Linked DNA regions of Homo sapiens: regions 1 and 3 are each linked to region 2. Evidence: chromatin loops called from intact Hi-C (ENCODE). Cell type or tissue: PC-9. All regions are shown on one strand. Region 1 overlaps DGAT2 (diacylglycerol O-acyltransferase 2). Region 2 has its middle 14 kb from the start of RPS3. Region 3 overlaps GDPD5 (glycerophosphodiester phosphodiesterase domain containing 5).

Region 1 (8,000 bases), 420 kb before region 2:
ATCTGCTTCCTGACAGGATGTGATGAGAAGAGCCCATCATCACATCTGTGATATTTCTGCCAAAGATAAATAACCTGAACCAATCATAAGGAAACAATAGGCAAAACAAAACTGAATGGCATTCTAAGAGTACCCAGCTCATCATCTTCAAGATTGTCAGTCATGATGGTCAAGGAAAGACTGAGTATCTGTTTCAGATAAAAGAAGATCGAAATAACATGTGACTCTGAACTTGATCCTTTTGCCAGAATGGACACTATTAAGACAAATGGTGAAATTTGAATAGGGCCTGAGGATTAGATCGTAGTAATGTTTTTACGTTAATTTCTTGGTCTTCATGGTTTCATTGTAGTTATATAGGATAACATTCTTGGCCATGCATGGTAGCTTACGCCTGTAATCTCAGCACTTTGGGAGGCCAAGGCAGGAGGATTGCTTGAGCTCAGGAGTTCAAGACCCGCTAGAAAGAGAGAGACGTCGGGCCGGGCGTGCTGGCTCACGCCTGTAATCCCAGCACTTTGGGAGGCCGAGGCGGGTGGATCACAAGGTCAGGAGATCGAGACCATGGTGAAACCCCATCTCTACTAAAAATACAAAAAATTAGCTGGGCACGGTGGCGGGTGCCTGTAGTCCCAGCTACTCAGGAGGCTGAGGCAGGAGAATGGTGTGAACACAGGAGGCAGAGCTTGCAGTGAGCCGAGATTGCACCACTGCACTCCAGCCTGGGCAGCAGAGCGAGACTCTGTCTCAAAAAAAAAAAAAAAAAAGAGAGAGACGTCGTCTCCATGAAAAATAAAAAACAATTGGCCAGGCGTGGTGGCACATGCCTGTAATCCCAGCTACTTGGGAGACTGAGCTGGGAGGATCACTTGAGCCCAGGAGCTGGAGGCTGCAGTGAGCTATGATCGTGCCATTGCACTGTAGCCTGGGTGACAGCACAAGACCCTCTCTCAAAAAAAGAAAAAAAATAACATTCTTGTTTGTTGAGAGTGATGAGTTATGTCCACAACATACTCTCAAATAATTTAGGAAAAAAATTATTTATATTGTACTTGAAAATTTTTATGAGATTGTTTCTAAAAAAATATTTAAAAATCGTGTAATGTTCATTGTAATCTATTTCACGGAAACAAAATGAAAATTATTTATTTTACTTTTATCCTAATATTTTGCTCATAAAGCTTAGATTCATTTGTTTATTTAAGAACAGTAGGGGCCAGGTGCGGTGGCTCACGCCTGTAATCCCAGCACTTTGGGAGGCCGAGGCAGGCAGATTGCCTGAGGTTGGGAGTTCGAGACCAGCCTGACCAACATGGAGAAACCCTGTCTCTGCTAAAAATACAAAATTAGCCAGGTGTAGTGGCGTGTGCCTGTAATCCTAGCTACTCGGGAGGCTGAAGCAGGAGAATCACTTGAACCCGGGAGGTGGAAGTTGTGCTGAGCCAAGATCACACCATTGCACTCCAGCATGGGCAACGAGAGCGAAACTCTGTCTCAAAAAAAAAAAAACCAAAAAAAACAGTAGGGCAGACTTTATTCAAGAGGGGCTACCACAGTGGAGTTCTGTAGCAGGAGAGAGAGATCAGGCTCAACTCCCTAAAGCTTAGATTTTAAAAAACAATAATTTATTGAGTGCTTGGATTGTGCCAGGCATTGTTACAAGCAGTTTTTGTGTATCGACACAACAGTGCTATGAGATTAGAAAGTGAAGGCAGTCACATGTTCTGAGTTTCGAGCTGGGATTCTAAAGCAGTCTAACTCCAGTGTTGTTAATCCTACATTTTACTGCCTCTAATGAAATAGTGTTACTGCATATATTTTCAATACATTTATATAGCGAAGTCATACTTTCTTGGAATATATTTTTATATCATATACATTGAATGAAAAGATATACTGTTCATGTTTAATAGAAGAAAAATACTTTGACATATTAGTTTTCATCAAAAGTAAATATAAATCTCAAAAATCATTTGATACTTCAGAGAAGAAACTTTTTAAGATGTATGTTAGTGTGATTTAATGATACATAAAAAACATAAGAAATAAAATGTGTATGTATGATTTAAAAAATTAGATGAAAATATATGAAACAAAACTCCCTAAACGGAAAGTGGTAAAAAATATTTTGAAAAAGAGTTTGCAAGGAAGGGAAACAGGAATATGAAAAAGAAGTTTGAAATAAATATATGAAGCATGCGTTTGCTGTAAAAATGGTGGTGGAAGCAGGGGGTCGGGGAAGTCTCCACTTTTCTCCTCCTCATAATCCCATTATAACTCTTTAAATGGGAAAATATTCCACCCTCTCAGAAGTACTAGGGAAGAGTGTCTTCCAAACTTGCAGTCCACCCCATGGAAACAAAAGTGAAATATTTGATTTGTGAGAAGACTAGAGGTTGTCATCCTCTGGTCCAACTTCTCTATCAGGTGGTATAAATATATTAAAGTCACTGTATTAGTTTAAGACACAAACTGGGTGGCTTAAAACAGAAATTTATTCTCTCACAGTTCTGGAGTCCAGAAGTCCAAAATCAAAGGCTGTGCTCTCTTAGAAGGCTCGAGGAGAGAATCCTTCAATGCCCCTTCCAGATTCTGGTGGCTCCAGGTGTTCCTTGCCTTATGCCTACACAACTCCCAATCTCTGCCTCTATTTTTTTTTTTTTTTTTTTTTTTTGAGACAGAGTATTGCTCTGTTGCCCGGGCTGGAGTGCAGTGGCATAATCTCCACTCACTGCAACCTCCACCTCCCGGGTTCAAACATTCTTTTTTTTTTTCTTTTTTAGACGGACTTTCGCTCTCGTTGCCCAGGCTGGCGTGCAATGGCGTGATCTTGGCTCACTGCAACCTCCAAGGTTCAAGCGGGTTCAAGCGATTCTCCTGCCTCAGCCTCCCGAGTAGCTGGGATTACAGGCATGCACCACCACCCCAGCTAATTTTGTATTTTTTAGTAGAGACGGGGTTTCTCCATGTTGGTCAGGCTGGTCTGGAACTCTCGACCTTAGGTGATCTGCCCACCTCAGCCTCCCAAAGTGCTGGGATTACAGGCGTAAGCCACTGCGCCCAGCTGGATTCAAACAATTCTTGTGCCTCAGCCTCCCAAGTAGCTGGGACTACAGGTGTGCACCACCACACCTGGCTAATTTTTGTATTTTTAGTAGAGACGGGGCTTTGTCATGTTGGCCAGGCTGGTCTCACTACATTGCCCAGGCTGGTCTCGAACTCCTGGGATTGAGCAATTCTCCTGCCTCGGCCTCCCAAAGCGTTGGGATTGTAGCGATGAGCCACTGCGCCTGGCCTGTTCTTCTAAGAACACCTATCATTGAATTTGGGTCCCACCTAGATATTCAGTATTACCTCATCTTGAAATCTTTAACTTAATTTTATCTGCAAAGGCCCTTTTTTCCAAATAAGACTACATTCACAGGTTCAAGGAATTAGGATGTGGACATATTGTGTGGGCCACTATTCAACCCACTACACCATTCTTATATGGCCTGCCCCTCTTTTCTCTCAAGCTACCCTGTCCAAATGATGGAGAAATTAAGATGTTAATCTTAATTTGTATTAATCTGGACTAAAGTGTCAACCAACCACTAAGAAAATAACTCAAAAATATACAGAAACAAGAAGATAATTAAAATAGTATATTAGAAAACAGTTGTCTAACACACAAGAAGGCAGTAATGGAAAGAGTGAGGAATAAAAAAATAAGACACACAGAAAACAAATAGCAAAATGACAGATGTAAATCCCACCTTATAATTATATTAAATGTAAAGAGACTAAACAATCATATGGCAAAGAGTAGAAATGTGGATATAAAAAATATCCAACACTATTATGTCTACAACGCACTTTATATTCAAAGACACAAATAAGTTGAAAGGGAAAGGATAGAAAAGACATGTCATGCAAATAGGAACAAAAGAGTGTTGGGGTCGCTGTACCAATGTAGGTTATACACAGTAAACTTAGAGACAGAAACTGTTACTACAAAGAGCAGCATTTTATAATGATAAAGCGTGGATTCATCAGGAAGACATAACATAAACATGTTATAAACACGCATGCAGGTAACGGCAGAGTCCCAAAACACATGAAGCAAGAACTGACAGAACTGGAGGGAGACATCAATCAATAACAACAGTTGGAGAATTCAATACCCTGCTCTGAATAATGGATAGAACAATTAGGCAGAAGACCAACAAAGAAAGAGGATATTTGAACAACGTGATAAGCCAATTTGACCTAATAAATATCTTTATCTGTGAAACACCCTAGCTTTTAGCCTGGGTAAGGAGCTGGAGAGATGTGAAAATGTGGAAAGCAAGCCTAAGTCGCAGTGTGGCCTATGCCTGAGAGCCATCTTCAGTGCCCCCTTGTGGCTGTATCTGGGAACCACAGACAGAATCATGGAACTGACCATCTTCAGTCTCAAAGTGCTGCCCTCACCACTACACCCAGGGGCAGGTGGTCTTCGGGGGAAAGGCGGTTCCAGTTCCTTCTCCCAAGGTAACAACTCCCATCCCAAGGCAATGTTCACAGAACCTATCAGAGTCCCCCCTGCCCTATGCACAGCTTAAGACCAGGGTGGTCTCAGCTCTGATCAGGCCACTGAGGGCATCTGTCTGAGATTTGGGACCCAGTTATTGTCCCTGTTCTTCTTAGGCAGATGGCGGAGTTCCCCAGTACACAGAAGGTGCTCACTCTTCACAAAAAGCAGTGCTTGAGAATAACAGCCTACCTTGGTGGAGTAGCTTCGTTAGGGCCAGGGCTTGACTTGAAGCCAGAGACTGAGGTTGCAGTCCAGCCTTGGGTCAGCCTCAGGCTGGGGCTGGGGTGATGCTGAGACCCTCACCAGAAAAAAGGCCTTTACCCCATCCGAAAGGAAATGGCTATCCTCTGACCTGAGCACTCTAGCCTGAGGCCTGCCTGGCGCTAGAAGCCAGCCTCTGTTGTCCCCTCCCAGCACTCCTCCCACTGCTCTGCCTTTCTGCCCACATAGAAACTCTGGAGACACCAGCTCCCCACCCTTCCAAGCTAAGCCCCACTGCTGTCTCTGCCTCCTCCATCTTTCAAACCGGCAATGTTTTTCCAATCAGGCCTCCCTATCCTTCCCCTACTGCTCTGCCCTTCACTGCCTTCCTTTCCTGGCGACTCTCAGCCGCCCTTCAAGGCCCAGCTCAGGCGTTCTTTCCTCAGTGACGCACCCCCGGGCAGGCTGGGGCTTCTGGCACAGCTCTGGCCACCCTGCGTATCTTCAGCTGTTCCCAATGTTTGTCTCTGCTCCCAAGTAGCTCTCTCACAGTTTCTGGCACAGAGGAGTTGGCCCTGAGGGGGATGAACAGCAAGGACAGGCAGGACAGTTCTGGCAGTAAGGAAGTTAGAACAAGGTCCTTTGGTCTCGGCTAGGAAGGGTTCCCAGGTGCTTAGTACTCACTGAACAGAAAGGAATTAGAAAAGAGGTGGCATCTTGTAATCGCTAGGGTGACAGCAGGCCAGGCCTCTGCCTTTTTGGTAGAGCTGAGGCCAGGGGCAGGGAACACAGCTTGAGTGACCCATAAGGAGCCTTCCAGCTCAGCCACCCAAGGGCCCCCCAGCTGGACAGGAGCCCTTTACCACATGGTAGGCATCATGTCAAGTGGCTCCCAATGACCCCTGCCCCCTGGCATCCATTCCCTGGTGTAATCCCCTCCCGTCCAGTGGGAGCTGGACCGAGCAATGTTCATTTAATGAACAGAATATGGCAAAAGTGACAGGATATCACTTCCCAGGTTAGGTTATAAGGGCCTGGGACTTCCGTCTTGCTCGCACACTTCACTCCACTCACTGGCTCTTCTTGCTAAGTAAGCTGGTGTGCCGTGAGCTACCCCATGGAAAGGCCCATGTGGCAAGGAACTGAAAGTGGCCTCTGTCAACAGCCAGTGAGGAAGTCAATCCTGCGAACAACTGCAGGAACGGCCTTGGGAGTGGATCCTTCCTCAGCCCGGCTCCAAGACAACTGCAGCCCTGTGAGAAACCCTGAGTGGAGGACCAAGCCAAGCCTCAAATCGTGACTTGGAACTGGGAGACAACAGATGCTGTTGGAAGCCACTGAGCTCTGAAGTAGTTTGTTACACAGTGACAGGTAACTTACACACCATGGCAGGGTCATGTGGGCCAAAGGTGCAAGGGGCTAGAGGGCTCAGAGGGCAGCCAGCTGGGGACCCAGTCTTCCCCAGGTGTCAGCAGCAGATGCAGATGCAGCCCCAGCAATAACTCATAGAGGATTCTCACTTTCATTTATTTTCAAGGCATATACAAAAGTCTGACATGGTGCAATGATCTCATCAAGAGATAACAGAACACACAGGAGAGGGTTGGGTTTCCTCCCCGGCCCAACCCCCTCAGGAAGGCACAGAAAAGTGAGGCTTGGGTTCGGGGGCCACCTGCTTTGGAACTAATCTGCTGCTCAGAAGGCCAGGCCCCTTCTGAAGAGGGATCTCTTCCTCACATCCAGAATCTAGGATCTGGGGAAGGTAAACTGAGGCCACCAGTAAGCATGTGCTCCAGGCCAAGGCTGAGTCTGTGCTGCATCCATGTCATCAGCCACCCAAGAAAAACCAGTTACTCCACCTAGCTCATGGTGGCGGCATCCTCCCTGCAATGGTGCATGGGGGGCAGTCCTTTCCCCTGCAGGGTGTCATTGCCACCCCCATCCTCATCCTGGAGGCCAGTCCAGGCTCCGATATGAGTGACTAGGGGTGAGGTAGGGGTGGCAGAAGGGAGATCAAACTGGAGCATTCCAGATGCCTACTACTGCCCTCACACAACGGGGCAACTGTGCTCTCCAACTCCTCCCCTTGGCAGAGAAACTGGTCCTGCAGTTTCAGGACTAGACGAGCGTGGGGTAGTGGCAATAAAGGGGCTTGTATGAGAAGTGGCTTTCGCCTCTCATCCCTAGGGGCAAAAAGTGAATCATCTAACTGGTCCAAGTCACTAATGGCAATCCTTCTTCCCCAAGAAGACTGAGTTTCCTTTGTCACTTCAGGAAGGGAAGAAGAGAGGTTAGCTGAGCCACCCAGATTAGGCCCAGATTTAGCCACCACCTAGAACAGGGCAAGCTGGAAGTGAAAGAACTTGAAATACTGACTTTTTCCTTCTTAAAAAAGACCTAACATTGTAATGGTTTAGCAAAATTGTTATAATTTCTTTTAAATAACCCACAGACACCCATGACACTTCCAAATTTACAGAGCAAAAAAGTGATTTGCAGCTGGTTCCTCCAGGGAATTGGCCCCGAAGGCTGGCTCAGTTCACCTCCAGGACCTCAGTCTCCGGGAGGCCGAACTTGGTCTTGTGCTTGTCGAAGAGCTTCACCAGGGCCTCCATGTACATGGTGTGGTACAGGTCGATGTCTTGCTGGGTTGGGTGCTCCAGCTTGGGGATGGTGATGGGCTCTCCCACTGCAGGGACAGGGCAGAGGCTTCTGGTTAGTCAACACCCTTCCCCTGGGCATCCACCATGATGCTGAAGGTGGTGACGCTGGGCTGTGGGCCCGCCATGTGGAAGGAACTGTGCCAAATGCTTTATGTGCTGCATCTCTGGTTGTCCCCTATTACAGATGAAAAGACTGAGGCCCAGGGGCATGTGAAGGGACCCACCCGAGGCCACCAGGTGCTAAGCTGCAGATGGGATCAAGACTGGTTGAACCCACTGCATTCTGCTAGGAGGGTCTATGAGAGTCAGGGGATCAAGTAAACATCTTTGCTTTTGCTCTGCTCTGGGCAAGCCATTCCTGCCTCTCTGACCCTCAGTTTCCTCATCTGTCACATGGGGATTCTTCCTCATAGGGGTTTTCTAAGGATTCTGCAAGGAATGTGACATGCTTTAAAAAGTGTAGGCCAGGAGTGGTGGCTCACGCCTGTAATTCCAGCACTGTGAGAGGCAAAGACCCGCAGATTGCTTGAGCTCATGAGTTCAAGACCAGCCTGGGTAACATGGTGAAAATCGTCTCTACC
Region 2 (8,000 bases):
AAGAAGTCGGCCACAGATCAGACTGCTGGAACAGAAAGGCCAAGGATGTCCCAGCCCCATCAGGCGTCATGCAGGGGCATGGGACCAGCATCTGTTCTAGAGAGATGGGGCCCAGGAGCAGCTGCAAGGGCCTTCCCAGGGCCAAAAAGGGCCAGGAGCGGGAGGGCAGTTTCAGTGGTCAGCCAGGTAAGAAAGACCAGCTGGACCCTTCTTGAAGCGCTGTTACTGAGCCCAGGTTGAAGACAGGGAACACAGCTGGAATACCCAGAGGCAGTAGGTTTATCTAGTTTAATTTTATTTTCATTTTTTTTTCATCATAAGTTCCGTCTTTGCTATCACTTAATTTTAGGTTTAAAATGCCACCCTTCTTAACTGGCTCTCCCAAAACTGTGCATACTGCGCACTCTGGTGGTCATAACAACCAACTACAGCAACGTGGTCAATTTGTTTCCCAGAAAGGGTTGGGGCTGCTGCTCTCCGCATCCTACCGCCATTACAAACCTGGCCCCCAGCCAAGTGGACACCATTGGTAACCCCATTCAAACTCCATTCAAAGGCCTGAGCATGGAGAACAATACATAGCGGGGGGTGGGCATGCCCCACAGAAACAACAGGCAGGAGACTGGCTTCCCAGGATTTGACTAGTGAAATCCACACATATGGGTCTGAATATACTGTGTGACTCCACTTAAGTAGCTGGAGGACAGGAACAAGAGGCTAACAAGCCAATGCTACCAACTTCCCAGCTTCCTACCCAGAATAAGGCTGTGTGAACAGGCAGCTGGTTAGCTTGGAGGCAAGTGGGGAGGGGAAGAGCCAAGGACTGGCATGCAGCCAAGCTGACCAGGGAGGGACAGGAACCAGGTATGACAGGGAAGAGAGAGCTTTAACTTAGGGGTGAGTGCTGAGGGCTTTCGTAAAGAGAAGCTATTAGAACCATCCAATCTAGTTCAGACCTTGACTCTTGGCCAGGCACGGTGGCTCACACCTATAATCCCAGAACTTTGGGAGGTCAAGGCAGGAGGATGGCTTGAGGCCAGGAGTTCAAGACTAGCCTGGGCAACATAGTGAGATCGTATATCTAAAAATAATAATAATAATAAAAATTAGTCAGGCATGGTGGCCCATGCCTGTAGTCCCAGCTGCTCAGGAGGCTGAGGTGGGGAGATTGCTTGAGCCCAGGAGTTTGAGGATGCAGTGAGCCAAGGTTGTACCACTGCACTTCAGCCTGGGCAACAGAGCAAGACCCTGTCTCTAAAAAAAAAAAAAACAAAAAGCAAGACACACACATACAAAAACCCCAAAACCTGACTCACCAGGCTTGGGAGTCTGAGGTCCTGGCTCCAAGTAACCTCTGCTTAGTTTGGACTTCCCTGGAGAGATGATGGATGTGTTTGCCTCAGGAATGCTGCAAGACCCCACCCAGTCATCAACTTGGGGAGTGTTGGGGAGCCAGAGATCACCTGTAACCCCTTCTTTTAGCTCTTAGTGAGCTCTTCCGCTGGATCTAGAAACGAAATCAACAACAGGCAGATTAACAAGAGAAAAGTATACAAATTTCATTAATTTTACATGTATATGGGGATCTTCGTAAGAGGGTGAAGCATGAAGAAGTGGCCAAAGCAAGAAACTTTTATACTTTTTAGATAGAGTGATACATTTGAGAAGAAATGACAGCACCAAGAAAATCTGGCTATGGGGCAGTAGATTTTCTAGGGAAGTCACTAGGAGATACATGGTAGTGGTGAGCTGTGAACCAAGTGGAAGATAAGGGTTACTGTTAAGTATGTTTATTCAGGTCCATGGTGACTTCCAATTCCCAGTCTCCGTTGATAAGTGTTATTTTCTCTGTCTGGTGTGGAGAAGGGACTCCTCCCAGAGGAATCTTTATTGCTTGCTTCATGTAGCAAGAGACAGGTCAGCTCAGCCTTTCAGAAACTACAATTTCTCCAGTGTTTTCCTCTTGCAATAATCAGTATACCAATCTGGCATATTTCAGGTTGGCGTTGTCTTTTACCCCTTCATGGGGATGTGGAACAATGGATCTTGCCAAGCCTGCTGGGGGGAAATACAGCAGCACAGCTGCTTTGTGGAGTCTGGTATATCCTTAAGGAATGTTGATCCTGCAGTCCTACAACCCAGACGAACCACTCCCAGGTATACAGCCTGAGCCCTGGGATTCAGAGTTGCTCACATTCCACCTCCAAGAATTTGAAGGATGTGTTTTTCTTTTGTGTGTTTAAAGTTATATGCAGAACTTTGAGCAGGGTGTGGTGGCTCATGCCTATAATTCCAGCACTTGGGGAGGCCAAGGTGGGTGGATCACTTGAGGTCAGGAGTTCTAGACCAGCCTGGCCAACATGGCGAAACCCCATCTCTACTAAAAGTACAAAAATTAGCCAGGCGTGGTGGCGTGCGCCTGTAATTCCAGCTACTCAGGAGGCTGAGGCAGGAGAATCGCTTGAACCTGAAAGCCGGAGGTTGCAGTGAGCCGAGTTGGCAGCACTGCACTCTGGCTTGGGTGGCAAAGTGAGACCCCATCTCAAAATAAATAAATAAATAAAATTTTAAAAAGTTATGTAGAACCTTGACATAGGTAGAACTTTTCACTGTAAGTTTAAATAAACTTGCAAAGTCTATAATTTCCAGCACTATTCTTTTTTTTTTTTTTTGAGACGGAGTCTTGCTCTGTCACCCAGGCTGGAGTGTAGTGGCAAGATCTCGGCTCACTGCAAGCTCCGCCTCCCGGGTTCATGCTATTCTCCTGCCTCAGCCTCTCGAGTAGCTAGGACTACAGGCACCCGCCACCACGCCTGGCTAATATTTGTATTTTAGTAGAGGCGGGGTTTCACCATGTTAGCTAGGATGGTCTTGACCTCCTGACCTCACGATCTGCCCGTCTCAGGCTCCCAAAGTGCTGGGATTACAGGCGTGAGCCACCGCACCCGGCCAATTTCCAGCACCATTCTAATGTCAACACTTTAAAGCAGTTAGTCACTTATGAAAATGTATCCATGGGAATATAAATGCCATAGTGATTTGATACCCATAATCATCCACTTTAAAAAATACACAAGAACACAAACAAGCTTTTCTTGAACAGTTGAACATTTTTTATTGTTTCATTTCCTTCTTGAATTTATATTTCCATTCCGCACAACCCTGGGAATGTCTTCGTGCACTCTGGAAAATCCAGAGTTCTCTGTGGAGTTGATCCATGACCTCTTCCCCACTCGCTCCCCTTGCCCAGGGTGGCCGAGTTGACTTCGGTTTGGTCTCACTGGGTAATTTTCCAGGAAGAGCCTGACCAGCGGGATGTTTTCCCAGCCCAGTGACCCATTGAAATTTACTTCCTGGCCAGGCACGGTGACTCACACCTGTAATCCCAGCACTTTGGGAGGCCAAGGCGGGTGGATCACCTGAGGTCAGGAGTTCGAGACCAGCCTGGCCAACATGGTGAAACCCCGTCTCTACTAAAAATACAAAAATTAGCCAGGTGTGGTGGTGTACACCTGTAATCCTAGCTACTCAGGAGGCTGAGGCAGGAGAATCACTTGAGCCTGGGAGGCAGAGGTTGCAGTGAGCTGAGATTGTGCCACTGCACTCCAGCCTGGGCAACGGAGTGAGACTCCAGCTCAAAAAAAAAAAAAAAGGAAATTTCGTTTCTTTCAACTCCCTTTGTTTACTTGTGAAAAAGGTTCTGAGCTAGGACTCTAGCATGCATGCAGGGGCAAGTAACACTCCCCAAACCTACAATTGTTGTTTATACTATTTATTTATTTATTTATTTTTGAGACAGAGTCTCACTCTGTCACCCAGGCTAGAGTGCAGTGGTGTGATCTCGGCTAACTGCAACCTCCGCCTCCCGGGTTCAAGCAACTCTCCTGCCTCAGCCTCCAGAGCAGCTGGGATTACAGGTGTGCACCATGCCTGGCTAATTTTTGTATTTTTAGTAGAGACAGGGTTTTGTCATGTTGGCCAGGCTGGTCTAGAACTCCTGAGCTCAGGTGATCCGCCTGCCTCGGCTTCCCAAAGTGCTGTGACTATAGGTGTGAGCCACCACATCTGGCCTGATTTTTGTTTATATATATATTAAAAAATCAATTCATCTATCAATAGCTACATTTGTTGAGAGTTCATAATGTACTAGGCACTGTTGTAAATACTTTATATACATTATTGCCCCATAATCCTCAGGGTACAGTTTAACTGATCTCTATACTACTAACCTGTTTTACCAAAATCAGGAAACTGCCTTCCGAGACCAAACATCTAGTCCCGTAAATCAAATTACTTATTAACATCCTGGAGTTTAATGGAGTAGGCGCAATATTGCTTTCCAGACATCATCGATAACTCTTCACCAACCAGAAGCCACAATCGGAGAAGAGATACCTAAGACATTTTCGTTATATTGAGACCTGGGACGAGGACATGCCTTAAACTCTAATTTTTTCCTTAAATTCTTTGTATTAAGTGGCTTTCAGCTAAAATCAGCACAGGATGGTAGGTAGTGGAATGAACGCCTTGGGACCCCAAAGTGCTTCAGGATACAGAGTCCCTCCCAGTCACATCAACGAAGATGGGATGTCGCTGAAGAGCGGGAGGGCTGATTGGAAGAGGCGCCGCTAGGGGGCGGCAGAGCACAGCGGAGCCCGTGGGTTGCAGGAGCCGCGCTGTGGTTCCGCAGCAGGAGAGAACCCAGAAGATCCTGGACCCAGGAGGACGCCTCTGATGCCGAGCCTTCGCCCCTGAGCACCCAGCTTCTGTGAAAGGGAAGGAAGACAGGTTCCCAGGAGGGAAGTGTGGCTCTGTCCATCGTGAGCCATATGCGTAATTTCAAGTTTTCTAGTAGCCACTTAAAAAAACAAAAAAAAGTAAAGTAGGCTGGGCCCGGTGGCTCACGCCTGTTATCCCAGCACTTTGGGAGGCCGAGGCGAAGGATCACTTGAGGTCAGGAGTTCGAGACTGGCCGGGGCAACATGGTGAAACTCCGCCTCTACTAAAAATACAAAAATTAGCCGGGCATGGTGGTGCACGCCCATAGTCCCAGCTACTTGGGAGGTCGAGGCAGGAGAATAGCTTGAACTCGGGAGGTGGAGGTTGCAGTGAGCCGAGATCGCACCACTGCACTCCAGCCTGGGCAACAGAGCGAGACTCCATTTCAAAAAGAGAATCATAGAAAAAAATAATGAAACAGGGGCCGGGCGCGTTGGCTCACGCTGTAATCCCAGCACTTTGGGAGGCAGAGGCGGTTGGATCACCTGAGGTCAGGAGTTCAAGACCAGCCTGACCAACATGGTGAAACCCCTTCTCTGCTAAAAATACAAGAATTAGACGGGCATGGTGGTGGACACCTGTAATCTCAGCTGCTCGGGAGGCTGAGGCAGGAGAATCGCTTGAACCCGGGAGGCGGAGGTTGCAGTGAGCGGAGATGGCGCATGGCACTCCAGCCTGGGCAACAAGAGCAAAACTCTGTCTCAAAAAAAAAGAATGGAACAGGTGACTTGAATTGTAATAATATTTCAATCTAACCCCATATATCCAAAAATGTTCTCATTTCAACATGCCATTAATCTAAAAATCATTCAGACACCTTACATTCTTTTTTTGATACTAAGTCTTTGAAATCTGATGTTTTTTGTTTCTTGCCCTTCTCAATTTGGACTACTCACATTTCAAGGGCTCAGTAGCCACTTGTGGCTATTGATAATTTTAGTCAGGTAAGTACCTGCTGCAGGACAAGGGCTTAGGAGGATTTCAGAGCATCCCTGGGAGATGGCTAGGCTCAGGGTTTCTCCTGGCCCTGCCCACAGCCCTGCCAGCCCACACCTCCCCCACACACTTCCTGGACGCTTGCTGTCTCTCTCTTCACCCCTCAGGCCTCCGCCTTGCTACATCAGAGCTGTTTTCTAAAACACAACTTCAGCCGGGCATAGTGGCTCCTGTCTGTAGTCTCAGCTACTCTAGAGGCTGAGGTGGGAGTATCACTTGAACCTAGCAGTTTGAGACCAGCCTATGCAACATAGTGAGACCCCTGTCTCTACAAAACAATTTTAAAATTAGCCAGGCATGGGCCTGGGGTGGTGGCTCATGCCTGTAAATCCTAACATTTTGACAGGCTGAGGTGGGGGGGATCTTTTGAGACAGGCCTGGGCAACATAGTGACACCTTGTCTCTAAATTATATTTAAAAATATATATATACACACATATACACATATATAGTATAGATATACACATATACGTACATGTATAGATATACACATATACGTACGTGTATAGATATACACATATACGTACATGTATAGATATACACATATACACATATATACATATATATGTGTGTATATATATATATAGCACCTGTGATCCCACCTACTGGGGAGGCTGAGGCAGAGAAATCACTTGAGCCCAGGAGTTTGAGGTTACAGTGAGCTATGATCACACCACTGCACTCCAACCTGGGCAACAGAGCAAGATCCTGTCTCAAAAAAATTAAAATATATAATAAAATAACAAATGCAGCTTAGCTTGTCATGCCCCAGATTAGGAAACTTGTGTGGCTACCCCTGTCTCTCTGCTCCCCTCTGGTCTGAGAACAGAGCTATTCAGGATTCAGGAGGTTGGAGAGTTTAGACAACTCAACTTCAAAGACCACAGTGTTGGGAAGGCAACACCACCACCACCACCAACTGGATTCTTGATTCAGTTTCCCACTGGAAAGGCAGATCCAAAAAGAGGTGAGAGCACTGGGCATGGGTGCTCACGCCTGTAATCCCAGCACTCTGGGAGGCCGAGGTGGGAGGGTCACTTGAGGTCAGGGGTTCAAGACCAGCTTGGCCATCATGGTGAAACCCCATCTTTACTAAAAATACAAAAATTAGCCAGGCATGGTGGTGCACGCCTGTAATCCCAGCTGCTTGGGAGGCTGAGGCAGGAGAATCACTTGAACCCAGGAGGCGGAGGTTGCAGTGAGCCAAGATCATGCCACTGCACTCCAGCCTGGGAAACAGGGTGAGACTTTGTCTCTAATAAAAACCAAAAACCAAAAAACAAAAAAAGAGATGAGAACAAGCTCTGGACTCACAAAGCCTGGTGTGGACCCTAGTTGTGTGGCCTTGGGAAGATGGCCTAAAGCTCTCTTTGGATCTCAGTTTTGTCATCTGTAAAATGGGGATAATAAGAGTACTTCTCCAATAAGGTTGGTGTGAGGATTAGATACTTTAATTATAATAGTAAGAGCTAAATAAATGCTAACTTTCTAAAATCTGCATTTGCGTAACAGCATTTCAACACTTTAGGACAATTATTGTTTGGCAACACATATAAACTACTGAGAGCTGTCTCGGCAGCTGTGCTGCCCAGAGATGGACCTGACATCGCTCTGATCAAAACCCTTGTCAGTGGTGCTTGGACTGGGCCGTTATGATATCACCTCCTGTCATCTCCTGCCAAATGGAACCAATGCTCTGCCAACTAAGATTTTTTTTAACAACCTAAAAAAAAGAGGTTATCCATTTAAAAAAACAACTTTTTAAAACAATTCAATTGTTGGCTAATAAATGGCTACCACTTCTTGAGTGCTTGTGAAGTGTCAGGTGTTATTTATTTATTTACTTATTTTGAGACGAAATCTCGCTCTGTTGCCCAGGCTGGAGTGCAGTGGCGCAATCTCGGCTTACTGCAAGCTCTGCCTCCCGGGTTCACGCCATTCTCCTGCCTCAGCCTCCTGAGTAACTGGGACTACAGGTGCCTGCCACCACGCCTGGCTAATTTTTTGGGTATTTTTAGTAGAGACGGGGTTTCACCGTGTTAGCCAGAATGGTCTTCATCTCCTGACCTCGTGATGCACCCGTCCTGCCCATCTCGGCCTCCCAAAGTGCTGGGATTACAAGCGTGAGCCACCATGCCCAGCCAGTGTTTTTTATTTTTTAAACTTGTCTTAGCACATTTAATTCCCACAATGTTATGAATTAGATTCTCTGTTTCACAGAGGAG
Region 3 (8,000 bases), 61 kb before region 2:
TCCAGACCAAGGCCCAAAGAAGGGCAGGGAGGCGCCCAGGGTCACAGAGCAGGTCAGAACTAGGGAGGACACCAGGGTCCTGAGGCTCCCAGTGTCCCCAGTTGGCAGATGGAGACAGGGTTGCCTGCCTCATAGGTAGAAGTAGGAGGCTGGTGACACAGGGTCTGGGCAGAGCTGGGCGTTACTGGTCTCCCTTCCCTCTCCCTGCAAACAGGGCACAGCGCCATTCCTGCATGTGGGGGCTGTGGCAGCAGTCACCATGCTCTCCTGGATCGTGGCAGGACAGTTCGCCCGCGCAGAGCGGACCTGTGAGTAGAACTGTGAAGGGCCTGCCCCTCCAATCCCTGCAGGTGCCAAGACCAGCTGGTGCTGCCCCGACCTGGGCTTTCCCTGGGGGTGGCCTGGGGATGGGGTGGGGCCCCTGCACTCAGTGAGGGGGATTCTGGCTCAGAGTGGCCCACAGAGTCCACGGAGGGTCACAGCTTCAGTCGGCCTCACACTGTATTCCTCCTCCATGTCTCTCTCTCTGCATGTATGCACCTGTGTCTGTGTGAGTTAGAGGCGGGGTTCATCTTCCCAGCAAGAATAAGGGCTTCCCCCTAGAGCACCTGGATCCTGACAGGTCGGGGGTAGAGGGGTCCAGCATTGCACCCCAACCTGCCCAGGGCTCACCAGGCAGCACTCACGGCCCCTTATCTGCAGCCTCCCAGGTGACCATTCTCTGTACCTTCTTCACCGTGGTGTTTGCCCTCTACCTGGCCCCTCTCACCATCTCCTCTCCCTGCATCATGGAGAAGAAAGACCTCGGCCCCAAGCCTGCTCTCATTGGCCACCGCGGGGCCCCCATGGTGAGTGCCACCTCAGGGTCCTAACAGCCCCGTTGGGGTGGGGTGCGATGGGGGGGACCTTCTTGGGAAATGGATATATGTAATGGTAGCAACCATTTGTAGCTTTTTGAGGGGAGGTACATGGGAAGGACTGGCAAAAAGGCCGGGAGTGCTGGGATGGAAGCACATCTTGAAGCGTCCTGAAGGCATCTTGCTAAAAAGATTTCAGTTTTGTCCTAAGTGCCCTGCAAAGATGCAGGAGGGTTTTAGGCCCAGGCTAGACCCAGGTGCCAGTTAGGAAGGCCCAGGAGATGGATGCTGAGTGTGGGGCCTGGGGTCTGCCACCAGGCATCAGGAGAACCCTCCAGGAGAGCTGGGAGGCAGCTCAGAGCCCACTGTGACAGTGAGTACGGCTGAACCGACGTGAGTTGGAGAAAGACGAAGGGATCAAAGTCAGCGCCGCATTCTGCCACCAGTGCACTCCATAGCCCTGCAGGAGAGCTTCGGTGAGAGGGCAGGCTCCAGAGCCATGTTGCCTGAGTTAGCATCCCAGCACAGCTCCTCACCAGCTGTGGGAGGCCCAACAGTTTCCATCTCTTTGCCTGGTTCCCCCATCTTGTACCATGGGACTAGTGAGAGCACCTGCTGTGGGGCTATGAGGAGCAGGAGTTAGCATGTGTGCAGTGCCCAAATATGCACATGGTGCACAGAAAGTAAGAGGCAGACACTGCTGTTACCTTGGGCAGGGCCATCTCTCTGGAGCAGGGTCTCCTGCTCCATGAAAGCCTTGAACCCAGGCTTCTTAGCAGAGGTAGTACACACCCCCACCCTGCCAAGTGGGGGTGTGTGTGAGCACTTCCTGAGGGCTTGGCTTCCTGGTGTTCCAGGCTGTTGTGGGACCTCAGGGTAGTAAGGGGGTCTCACATAACTGCTTTGGAAGGAGGTGCTGGGTCTGCCGGGCTGCCACTCACTCTGGAAGTCTGGCCCCCTGCATGTGGTGGGTATTATTTTCTCGATAAGACTCCAGCCCCTGAGCCAGACTCCAGTGCTGACCCCAGTCCCTCCCAGAGGCAGCCAGTGGGGATCTGGATCTGGTGTCCAGTTTGGCCACATGCTGCCTGTGCATCTTGGAGGGGTCACCAGTCCCCTCTGTGCCTCAAAGGTATGGATGCCCATGCTGCTGGTTATTGTGAGGACCAATTGGAGCCCAGCCTTCCCAGTGGGGGCAGGGGAACTCTTCTGAGGGGCTTAAAACGATGGCCCCTCCTGTCTCCATGACTCAGATTACCATCTCCTGGGCTCCCTCCAGCAGCCAGGGGACATAAGTGGTATGCTGAAGCAGGAAGGTGGCCCCAGCGAGGATGGTTTTCTTTAGTAGAAAAAGGTCAAATATATGCAGAAGTGGAGAAAAGCATATAATGACTCACATAATGAAGAAGGATGTAATGAATCCAATCCCATACTTATCTACGTTTGGCCATTCTTGCTTCATCTGTTCCCTACTTTTTTTTCTGGGGTAGTAAAGCAAATCTTAGGCATCGCATCGTCTTACCCATAGGCACTTCAGGATGTATCTGTAACACATGAGGACTTCAGAAAGATGCATAGCAACAATGCTGTTATTACACCCAGCCAATATTAAGGATAATGATTCCTTAATATTATCTAAAATGGAATCCATGTTCAATTTCCTTTTATTGTCTCGAAAATATCTTTTTACAGTTTAGTTGTTAAAAATCAGGATCCAAATGTGGTCCACAGCACGCATCTGGTTGGCGTGTCTCCTGAGTGCCTTTTGATTTGTAACAATCCCCCGGCTGGGCTCAGTGGCTCATGCTTGTAATCCCAGCACTTTGGGAGGCCAAGGCAGGCAGATCACCTGAGGTCAGGAGTTCGAGACCAGCCTGATCAACATGGAGAAACCCCATCTCTACTAAAAATACAACATTAGCTGGATGTGGTGGTACATGCCTGTAATCCCAGCTACTTGGGAGGCTGAGACAGGAGAATTGCTTGAATCCGGGAGGCGGAGGTTGCAGCGAGCCGAGATTGCGCCATTGCACTCCAGCCTGGGCAACAAGAGTGAAATTCCGTCTCAAAAAAAAAAAGTTCCCCGTCCCTTTTTTCCCTTAAGCTGTTTATTTGTCCTGAGAAATGGAGTCATTTGTCCTGTGGGATTTTTCACATTCTGCATCTGACTGATCATGCCCTGGTGGTAGTTTTTGAGGGGCTGGCAAGGGTCCCCTCTGTGTGTCCCTGTGCATTGCCTTGGGGGGCTCTGACTCTGGGTCCACATGTCTGTGTGTGGTGAGCCCAAGTGCACATCTCTGTCTTGGAGACTGTCTGTGTGTCCCTGGATGTGTTGTTCCTATGCAGATGTGGCCTGTCCCTCTGTGCATGTGTGTACGTGTACTTTAATATTTGATTGCACTAACTCTGAAGCTAAGACTCTTTTTTAATAGTACTTTGAGTTGCTGTTTTATAAATCTGGGTCTCTTAACCATAGTGTCCCACCCACCTGAGTAACCACCACCCCCCTATGCACACCCTCCTGACAACAGAACCCCACTTGGACTGGCCTGAGGCAGGTGCGAGCTCTGAGACGGGGACTAAGAATTCACCCCAGCAACGTGTATGCTTCTGGGGCCTTCCTGGAGTCCTGAGCCTGGCCAGGGAGGGCCAGGTTTCCATATCTCTTTCTCCAGGAGGTCAGCACCTAACCCAGAGAGAACTTAACTGTGTCTAAAAGCTTCCAAAAAAGACTTTCCCCTTCCCAAACACTTCCTCTGCCCTGAGGGTCTTCGCAACCCCTTCCAAGCTTCTGCCTTCTGCAGCCCCAGCCCATGCAGCAGGGAGCGTGGACCCCTGTCAAGTGGTCCCTGATGGAAGGCCTGGCCGCAGGATATTCAGAGATGGGTGGGATTCCACTGAGTCCTTGCCTCTCTCTCCATGCCTTTGTAGTCCTGCTTCCCCTGGGAGTGCCTCACACAACCCACTGGACTGGGAGACAGGTAACATGTCCTCCAAGAGTGCTGTATGCCAGGGACAGGAGAAGAAAGAAACTCATTACTGAGACCCTGCTGTGTGCCAGGTCCTGGGCTAGGGTCTGTGACTTTTGTTATCTCACCTGTGAGGTTGATAATGTTAGCCCATTTTACAGCTAAAGAAACTGAGGCCCCAGCTCTGTGTCTGGGAAGTGAAATTGCACCTTTTTAGTCCGTTCCAAAGCCCTCACCACTCCCTGGCTCCCCAGTGCTAGGCTGTGTCACAAAAGAGGGGAGTGGCTGGGGAACATCGTGGCCAGAGGGAGAGAAGGTGGGAACAGGATTGTCTTCAGTGGGAATGAATGAGATCAGCCATGGGAATCCTTCCCACCTCACCTCTTCACTGACAGAGCAGGGCAGGGGGATCGGGGGTGTCCTCCCTCCCTCCTTCCCTCCGACCATCCCTCATGGACCTGGTCTTCGCCCAATCCTTGGTTTGGTGCTGACCCCCAGTGGCAGCAACGGGTATGACAGTCCTCAGATGAGACCCAACTAGGGAGGCTTGAATCCCAACTGTCCTAAGCATAAAGACCCTCATGAGTACACATCTCTAAGGGGCACATGGGGAAACTGAGACCCACAGAGAAATATACCCAAAGTCAGGACAATAGTTAATGGCAGAGTCAAGGCTAGAACCAGAGCTGGGTGTGGTGGCATGCACCTGTAGTCCCAGCTATTTGGGAAGTTGAAGCGGGAAGATTGCTTGAGCCCAGGAGTTTGAGGCTGTTGTGAGCTGTGATTGTGTCACTGCACTACAGCCTGGGTGACAGCAAGACCTTGTCTCTTAAAAAAATGCTAGAACCAGGATCATGTAAGGGGAAAACAGTTGCTATTTATTAAGCACTTACTGTGTATATCAAGCAGTGTGCTAGAGGCTTTTAATTCACGTAACAGTCCAGGGAGGGAAATAATGCTGTCATGTTTATATAGATGAGGAAACTGGTCCCGCACTGAAACTCTACCATCCCATCTACCCTCTCTTCCAGGTCTCCCCCCTGGACTTGTCTCAGGGTATAACCCTTGGTATAACCAAGGGTATAACCTGAATTTCACATTCAGCCCCAGCCCAAGACTGCCAGAGAGCCACAGAGGACTGTAAAAAAGCCCTCCAGCCCCAGTGTCTAGCTCAGTGCCTGGGATAGAGCAATGATAACATAGTGACCATAGCTACCATGTGTCAAGTGCTAGCTACATGTCAGGCATTTATATGCATCAACACTAACCAGCCCTGCCTCCCCCGCCCCCAGTAAAACCAATGAGGTAGGCATGATTTAATAGATGAGGAAGCTGAACTTCAGAGAAGCTGAGTGGGTGCCCAGGGTCACACAGCTACTCTGTGGAGGGGCCAGAATTAGAACCAGGCCTAGCCCAGCCTCCCAACATGAAAGACTTTCCATTGGCTGGGGAGGGTACATCAGCTGAATCTTGGCTCTCCCTTCACCACCCCTTCTTCCCCAGCTGGCTCCAGAGCACACGCTCATGTCCTTCCGGAAGGCCCTCGAGCAGAAGCTGTACGGGCTCCAGGCTGACATTACCATCAGGTAGGTGTAGCGGAGGGGAGATAGTTCCTCTACCCCTCCCACACGCTTCGGCATCCACCTGGGTCTCTGCTGGGGGAACCTCTGGTCTCAGAGCCTCTGAGATGGGAGGAGGAAGACTTAGATTATCCACAGCAGGGCAGGCACCCTGTTCCTGCAGACTCCAGGATGTAAAATAGAGGAAAGAACAAATGCTCTTGGTGCAAGCAGGAGCACTGCCACAGAGCCACTTGAAGGGAAAAATAGATGATAGAGCTACAACACTCTCATGAGGGAAATAAAGCAAGTTGCAGAGTGATACATTCACTGTGACTCCAGTTACGTTTTAAAATACCACAAAAAAGTGACATATACACTTTCTCCATGTACATATATAAGTAGATATTAGTATAAATGGCAGGAAGAATCCATACTAATCTCATAACAGAGGTTATCTGAGAAGGGAAGAAGGGCAGAACTGTCATATATAGTTGTACAGGTTGCATACTGAACAAGGGCATCACATAAATGAGGACATTGTTCCCAGTATAGACATAGAATTGTGTGTTTATCACAACTTTCTAGCAGATGGTGGTAAAATGCCTTGAGGAACAGAGGGCACAGGTACCTTTTACTGTTTCACACTAAGGCACCATATGAGCTATTTGCAACCCTGGTAGAGTAGACAAGGATTGGGGTTGGGTGGAATTTGCCAAAGAGGTCTACATTTGCACTGTTCTCATCATAGCATCACAGGGATTTGGTTCCAAACTGGGTTCCACCACTTACAGGCTGTGGACCTTGAGCTAGATACTTCCCTCTCTCAGCCTCAGTTTCTCCATTGTCAAATGAGGCAGCACCTACCTTCCAAGGTTGCTAAGAGAGTAGGTCCAGATTTTTCCCAGCCCTCCCTCCTTGGCAGTCCCCACCCCCATCTGACCCTCACAGAGAGCCAGAAGGCATTGGACCTTCAGGGTCACCCACCAGCCCACTGTCTTCCCTGTGCAGATGGGGAGACTGAGGCCCAGAGAGGGGCAGAGCCAGCCGGGATCCTGTGCTGGGTGGGGAGGACTGTGTGGGGTGACGATCATTGGTGGGCAGGTAAAGGATCTGGGGGGTCACTGACTCGGTGGCCCCACCCTCCCTGCAGCCTGGACGGCGTGCCCTTCCTCATGCATGACACCACCCTGCGGCGCACCACCAACGTGGAGGAGGAGTTCCCGGAGCTGGCCCGCAGGCCTGCCTCCATGCTTAACTGGACCACCCTGCAGAGACTCAACGCTGGCCAGTGGTTCCTGAAGGTCTGGCTGCACCTGATCCCAATCTTAGGCATGGAAAACACCAGCAGGGACTGCAAGGAGTGAGAGGTGCAAGGGTGGCCATCAGCTTCGAGACCCCCACTCTCAGAGCTTTCGCGACCTCCACCCAAGCTGCTTAGTGGCCTCCTAGGCTCCTGCCACTGCTGCCAGACTCATGGTTGTCACTGCTTGTTCTGGGTCCATTTCCCTCACTAGAAAAGGTTGACAGGGATGAGAGCAGTGAATAGAATTCTTAACTCTGTAAAACTCTAGAGAGGGGTTGGCTCTCTGATCTGAAATGCTCTAGAAGGAGAAATGCTGTGGGTCTGGGAGCGATTCCAAGCAAGCCGTCCTCCGTCCTCTTGGTAAGCAGGGTGTGGGGTAGAAAGGTTAGGGCTGGGGCCTCCTACAGCCTCCACATGGCCACAGCCATCAATCTGCCTGACCCCAGCAGACTCTGGCAGCCCAGGGGTCTCCACGCTTGGTTGCCAGAAGGGTATGTGGGGGCCCCCAAAGGGCTGATGATGCAGCCATGTGTGTGTCCCTGTCCCTGCCAGACTGACCCCTTCTGGACAGCCAGCTCCCTGTCACCCTCCGACCACAGAGAGGCCCAGAACCAGTCCATCTGCAGCCTGGCAGAGCTCCTGGAGCTGGCCAAGGGCAATGCCACACTGCTGCTCAACCTGCGTGACCCGCCCCGGGAGCACCCCTACCGCAGCAGTTTTATCAACGTGACTCTGGAGGCCGTGCTGCACTCCGGCTTCCCCCAGCACCAGGTGAGGCCCTGCAACGCAGCTCTGCCCCCGGGAGCCCTGGCCTGGCTAGAGCCCTGCTGCTGCATAGCCTTTCCCTGTTGCACTCCGGACTTCAGCTTTCCCATTTGTAAAATGGGGATCACACACTGCTCACTTCCCTGGCAGGGTCATCATGGGACAAGAGGGGAACAAGAAAACACTTTAAAATGTATAAAGGTCCAGGCGGTCAAGTTATTTCAGTGAAGTGTTGCCCTGTCGTTTGGTGTAATAATCTGGGACCAGAGAAATCTGACATCAGTTTAGGACGGCACACTAGGTGCTAGTGGCCATGTGCAGAGTAGTGGCTGTTTGGGTTTTCCCTCCCGTACTGACAGCAGGCCAGAAGCGAAGTTTCCTGAGTTGCTGCCAGTGCACTTTGCAGCCTTGGCTGGGACTGAGTCCTGCCCTGCTAATGACTTCATCTAAGCTTTCACCGCCTGCCAGGTCCTGTCTCTTAACCCCACAGGTGCTCTAGGAGGAGTAGGTACTCTTACGCATCGTGCAGAAGAGAAGTCTGAGG

Evidence for each region. Peaks named below come from ENCODE experiments on the same cell type or tissue, not always from the same donor. Only the 100,000 strongest peaks of a DNase experiment are listed, where the experiment ranks them.
Region 1: it touches region 2 in a loop (5-fold over the local background); 3 of 110 quality-filtered maps call a loop at or near these places.
Region 3: a loop joins it to region 2, with 2.4 times the contacts of the local background. A loop is called at or near these places in 35 of 110 quality-filtered maps.

The regions. Positions count from the first base shown.
Region 1 is chr11:75,799,799-75,807,798 of GRCh38, reverse strand. DGAT2 (diacylglycerol O-acyltransferase 2) reads right to left here. Exons shown (of 8, transcript NM_032564.5): 8 at 6,265-7,445. The coding sequence ends at 7,291. Among named protein-coding and RNA genes, the nearest start is that of UVRAG-DT, 11 kb to the left of the region's middle. In PC-9, a CTCF peak has its summit at 4,409 (motif pointing left); a DNase peak (open chromatin) is centred at 4,357.
Region 2 is chr11:75,381,300-75,389,299 of GRCh38, reverse strand. No RefSeq gene overlaps it. Among named protein-coding and RNA genes, the nearest start is that of RPS3, 14 kb to the left of the region's middle. RefSeq lists an enhancer at 7,471-8,000. In PC-9, CTCF peaks have their summits at 221, 422 (motif pointing left), 4,412 and 4,617 (motif pointing right); DNase peaks (open chromatin) are centred at 429, 2,139, 3,269 and 4,699; H3K27ac peaks cover 2,353 bases.
Region 3 is chr11:75,441,825-75,449,824 of GRCh38, reverse strand. GDPD5 (glycerophosphodiester phosphodiesterase domain containing 5) reads left to right here. Exons shown (of 17, transcript NM_030792.8): 8 at 215-308; 9 at 703-848; 10 at 5,330-5,412; 11 at 6,539-6,689; 12 at 7,244-7,462. Among named protein-coding and RNA genes, the nearest start is that of KLHL35, 13 kb to the right of the region's middle. In PC-9, a CTCF peak has its summit at 4,320 (motif pointing left); no DNase peak of the experiment used is centred here.